Linked DNA regions of Homo sapiens: region 1 is linked to region 2. A link is an interaction called in ENCODE POLR2A ChIA-PET data of the cell type or tissue named here. Cell type or tissue: Panc1. All regions are shown on one strand.

Region 1 (2,500 bases), 250 kb after region 2:
AGCCTGGGCCATTGAGCAAGACTCTGTCTCAAAAAAATAAATAAATACATTTGGGACAGGCCAACTCTGGGAATTGGGTACAAGAGAGGGCACATACAGGCATACAGCAGAACCTGGAGGAAAAGAACAAAACTTTGGCAGGTGCCAACAAAATTATGAAATCAGTCAGTAAGCCTCTGGGAGACACAATGTTCTGGAGATGGGCATCCCTGGAAGAGCAGGCTCTGTTCTCTACCAGTCAGATGCCTGTACATTTCCTTCCACCAAGTCAGGACTCCTGGCTTCTGTGGGAGTTCTTATCACCTGAGGGAAATCCAAACAGTCTCTCCTAGAAAGGAATAGTGTCACCAACCCCACCCATCTCCCTGAGACCATCCGACTTCCCTGTGTACAAGGATTTCTGGCTCTAACTGGGCCTGGGACCCCAAGCCTGGCAGACCAGGTGGGACACGTCCTCTGCTCACCGCGGGCACACACGTTGGTGGTCACCAAAACCTTCTCTTTGCCCTCTCGGAAGCGCTCAATCACTGCAGCCCTCTGTTCCACCATCATCTCCCCACTCAGCAGAGCCACCTGGTGGCCTTCTTTTGAGAGCTCTGCTGCCAGCCAACTAGCTGTTTTGCGAGTCTGTAGTGAAAAGAATTGTTTTTTATGAAGAGACCTGTTAAAAACAAAAGGAAGACAACTGCTAAAAAGTGGCTTGCCACGATTAAAATACATGAAGGCCCTGCTAAATCCAGTTAGGAGGTTAGGCTTAAAATTTCTCAATGAAGCATGGTAGTACACACCTGTAGTCCAAGCTACACACTTGAGCCCAAGTGTTCGAGGCTGGCCTGCACAACATGGCAAGAACCCATCTCAAAAAAAAATTTTTCTTTCAAATAGAATTTTAGTCATATGATTTTTTTCTTTTTAGATAAGTTATGTAACTGCTGTTACTTTTGTATCTAGGAAGAGTGTGGCTTTAGCCAAAGATCTTCATTCCTAAATAGTCTATGTTCTTGCCAGATATGGTGGCTCGTGCCTGTAGTCTTAGGCTTTGGGAGGCTGAGGCTGGAAGATTGCTTGAGGCCAGGAGTTTGAGACCAGCCTGGACAACATAGCAAGACCCCACCTCTACAAAAATAAAAATAAAAATTAGGCTGACATGCATGGGGCACATACCTGTAGCCCTAGTAACAAGAGCCAAGGCTGCAGTGAGCTATGACCATGCCACTGTATTCTGGCCTGAATGATAGAGCAAGACCTTATCTCAAAAACAAACAAACAACATATATATTTTAAAATTTTATTTTAAATTTAAATTTTTTGAGACAGGATCTCATTCTCTTGCCCACTCTGGAGTGCACAGTCACAGCTCACTGCAGTCTCAACCTCCTGGGCTCAATCAATCCTCCCATCTGAGCCTCCCAAGCAGCTGGGACCACAGGCATGCACCACCACGCCTGGCTAATTTTTAAAATTTTTGTAGAGATGGGGTCTTGCTATGTTGTGCAAGCTGGTCTTGAACTCCTGGGCTCAAGAAGATCCCCCCACCTCAGCCTCTCAAAAGGCTGGGATTACAGGCGTGAGCCACTGTGCCCAGCCATATATATATTTTTAATGATGAGGTCTCACTATGTTGCCCATGCTGGTCTGAACTCCTGGGCTCAAGCGATCCTCCAACCTCAGCCTCTTGAGTAGCTGGGACTACAGGTACTTGCCCAGCTTATACTCTTTTTTTGTTGTTGGTTTTTTGTTTGTTTGTTTGTTTTTGTATTGAGACAGAGTTTCGCTCTTGTTACCCAGGCTGGAGTGCAATGGAGCAATCACAGCTCACTGCAACCTCCACCTCCCGGGTTCAAGCGATTCTCCTGCTTCAGCCTCCTGAGTAGCTGGGATTACAGGTGCACACCACCACGCACGGCTAATTTTTTGTATTTTTAGTAGAGATGGGGTTTCACCATGTTGGCCAGGCTGGTCTTGGTCTCCTGACCTCAGGTGATCCACCCGCCTTGGCCTCCCAAAGTGCAGGGATTACAGGCATGAGCCACCGTGCCAGCCGCCCAGCTTATATTCTTAAAAATCTAAAAATTATTTCATTGGCTGTTACTTGGGGTTTTCTCCAAGTAATCACTAAGAAGTGGAATCAAAGTCTCCCTCTTACGACTCACTAAAACCTTAGGAGAACAAACCACTTCGTTTCTTCCCATGGCACCCAGGGGCATCCAGTCCTCCTGAGCCCTGTGGGGAGCTGGCTGAGAGGGAAGGGCCAGGCCTGCCACTGCCACTGCTACTCACATGGCAGAAGATCATGGCTTGAGCAATGGTGATGGCCCCGTAGAGGTTACACAAGGCCTGGAACTTCTCGTCTCTGCTGCTGCACAGGACATAGTACTGCTTGATGGTGTCCAGGGTCTCTTCCTCACGCTTCAGTTTGATAACGTTTGGGTCTGGGACCACTTTCTGGGCAAACTTCCACACAGAGTCTTCAAAGGTGGCGGAGAAAAGCAGCATCTGG
Region 2 (2,500 bases):
GTCCAAAGACCTACGGCAATATATAGTGGAGCAGCGCCCCACGGCCCATGCCAACCATTTGAGAATGTAGGTTTGTCAATTGACTAAACTCTGAAGGGCACACACAGAGAAGTGACTTGCTTTATGGTTATGTGGATCGGCTTTTTCCTGCAAGGCTGATGAAGGCAAAGGTTAAAAATTGAAACCCAGAGCAGACAGTTCTGCTGAGATATACTTCTCTGAGGCATACTTCAGAGCATCTTGGCTGGGACTGTCTTTGTCAAGTCTAGCTCAGGTCCCTCTTCCTGGGATCAGTGAAGCAGCAGCAGAATCGGGGTGGGGAAGCCAGGCCGTCAGAGGCAGAGGAAAGCCAGGCATAGGAGAGAAAGCCTGCTGCCTTCTTACCTGTTCACGTGCCAAGACTCGGTCTCCTAGGATTTGCTGGTGGCCTTAAGGGGCTCCAGGACCCCAAGCAGGTGCCTAAGGGCCACGGGCAGTGGGTGCCAGGTTGGAGAGGCTGAGGCTGCCCCCAACCCACAGTCCAGGCTTCCCGTCTGATGAGAAGGGCGGGGAAAGCAGGCCACTGCAGCTCTGCTCAGGAACCGAAGCCAGCAGGGGCGGGGCAGGGCCACGTGGCCCCCGCCTGCCTTGGACTGTGAAGTAGGAGGGAGTCTTCAACCCAGAGGACCCGCCAGGGGACTGCTCTGACTGAGGGCGCCAGCCAGTTGACTACAAGAAGTCCCCCAAACCCAGGCCCTGGCTCCCAGGCAGCTTGGACTGTTCTAAGGGACTACCCCAGCTCCTCTCCAGAACACTCGGCCTAGACAAAAGCTTCGTCTCATAAAACTAAAAGCCAGGTGATGGGGAGTTGGGTGTAGTGTGTAGTGACATGAGCCTCAGGGGGCTGAGGCAGGAGACTCTCTTGAGGCCAAGAGTTCGAGGCTGCAGTGAGCTGCAACTGCACCTGTGAATAACCACTGTGCTCCAGCCTGGGCAATATAGCGAGATCCTGTCTCTAAAAAAACGAAACAAAACACAAAACTGAGTGATGTGGTGGTGACTGGAGTGTGTGTGTGTGTTTGTGTGTGTGTGTGGGACTGGGGGTCCATTAGGTGGAAGAAAAGGCCTTTCTCTGATACATCATCCCTGTTGAGCACCAATGAGTTACCCAGTCTACAGATGAAGAGACATGAGCTCCAAAAGGTGAATAATCTTTTTTTTAATTTTAATTATTTTTTGAGACGGAGTTTCACAGCAGGGACTACAGGCACGCTCCACCATGCCCAGCTAATTTTGCATTTTTAGTAGAGATGGGGTTTCACCATGTTGGCCAGGCTGGTCTTGAACTCCTGACCTCAGGTGATCCGCCCATGTCAGCCTCCCAAGTGCTGGGATTACAGGCATGACCCGGCATGCCTTGCCTTTTTTCTAGACAATGTCTCACTCTATTGCCCAGGCTAGAGAGCAGTGGCACAATCACAACCCACTGTGGTCTTGACCTCCTGGGCTCAATCGATCCTCCCACCTCAGCCTCCCAAGTAGCTGGGACCACTACACCCAGCTAATTATTTATTTATTTATTTATTTATTTTTTTGTAGATACAGACGTCTCCCTATGTTGCCCAGGCCGGTCTCAAACTGCTGGCCTCAAGGAATCCTCCTGCCTTAGCCTCCCAAAGTGCTGGGATTTCAGGCTTGAGCCACTGTGCCTGGCCTTGGGTAAGATTCCTCACCCCTTTTCTGGGGCTTGAGCCCAGGAGTTAGAGACCAGCCTGCGCAACATAGAAAGACCCCCATCTCTGCAAATAAATAAATAATTAAAAATTAGCCAGGCATCATGGTAGCTCATGCCTGTAGTTATAACTACTCGGGAGGCTGAGGCAGGAGGATCACTTGAGCCCTGGAGGTCGAGGCTGCACTAAGCTATGACCAAGCCACTGCACTCCAGCCTGGATGACAGAGCAAGACCCTGTCTCTTTTCTTAGAAAAAAAAAAAAAAAAAGAGAGATTGAGAGAGAGAGAGAGAGAATCTTACCTAAGATTCCCCAGCTGGTTACTGAGGTCTGACCCCAAAGCCAGGTTTTCCTGAGGGACACAGGACCTGTCCTGGTGTAACACGTGGCCTCAGACCCAGCACTTACGGGAGTTGAGGTCCTTTCCCTCAGCACCATCACCAAAGGTACAGCCATTCTCCCTTCACCTGGGTCAGAGTGGGCAACTGCAGGGGCATCTTCAATATCTCTGTCAAGTTTTCATAGCAGGCTTCCTGATTTTACTAGACTGCATTTGGATTCATTAGGGATGGGCCAGTGGGGGAGGATAGGAGAACGGCTGTGTTCAAAGCCTCAAACTATCCAAGAGGGGAGTCTGTAGTGTTTCACTGAATGTGAGCACAGAATCCTGGATTTAGGAACCCCTTATTAACACCCAGTCTTCCACAGCCAACCTAGTCTGGAGTGCTGACCTTGCTGGATGCGGTGGCTCACGCCTGTAATCCCAGCACTTTGGGAGGCCAAGGCAG

What was found. Peaks named below come from ENCODE experiments on the same cell type or tissue, not always from the same donor. Only the 100,000 strongest peaks of a DNase experiment are listed, where the experiment ranks them.
Region 1: POLR2A ChIA-PET joins it to region 2 with 20 read pairs; 5 of 35 experiments call an interaction of 5 or more read pairs at or near these places.

The regions. Positions count from the first base shown.
Region 1 is chr16:70,329,849-70,332,348 of GRCh38, reverse strand. DDX19B (DEAD-box helicase 19B) reads right to left here. Exons shown (of 12, transcript NM_007242.7): 9 at 2,281-2,500; 10 at 465-627. All of the region lies in intron 3 of DDX19A-DT (DDX19A divergent transcript), which reads left to right. Among named protein-coding and RNA genes, the nearest start is that of DDX19A-DT, 16 kb to the left of the region's middle. In Panc1, a CTCF peak has its summit at 576 (motif pointing left); no DNase peak of the experiment used is centred here.
Region 2 is chr16:70,577,934-70,580,433 of GRCh38, reverse strand. It overlaps a transcript of IL34 not described here. Among named protein-coding and RNA genes, the nearest start is that of SNORD111, 41 kb to the right of the region's middle. RefSeq lists enhancers at 21-526, 527-1,032. In Panc1, no CTCF peak of the experiment used is centred here; no DNase peak of the experiment used is centred here; H3K27ac peaks cover 902 bases.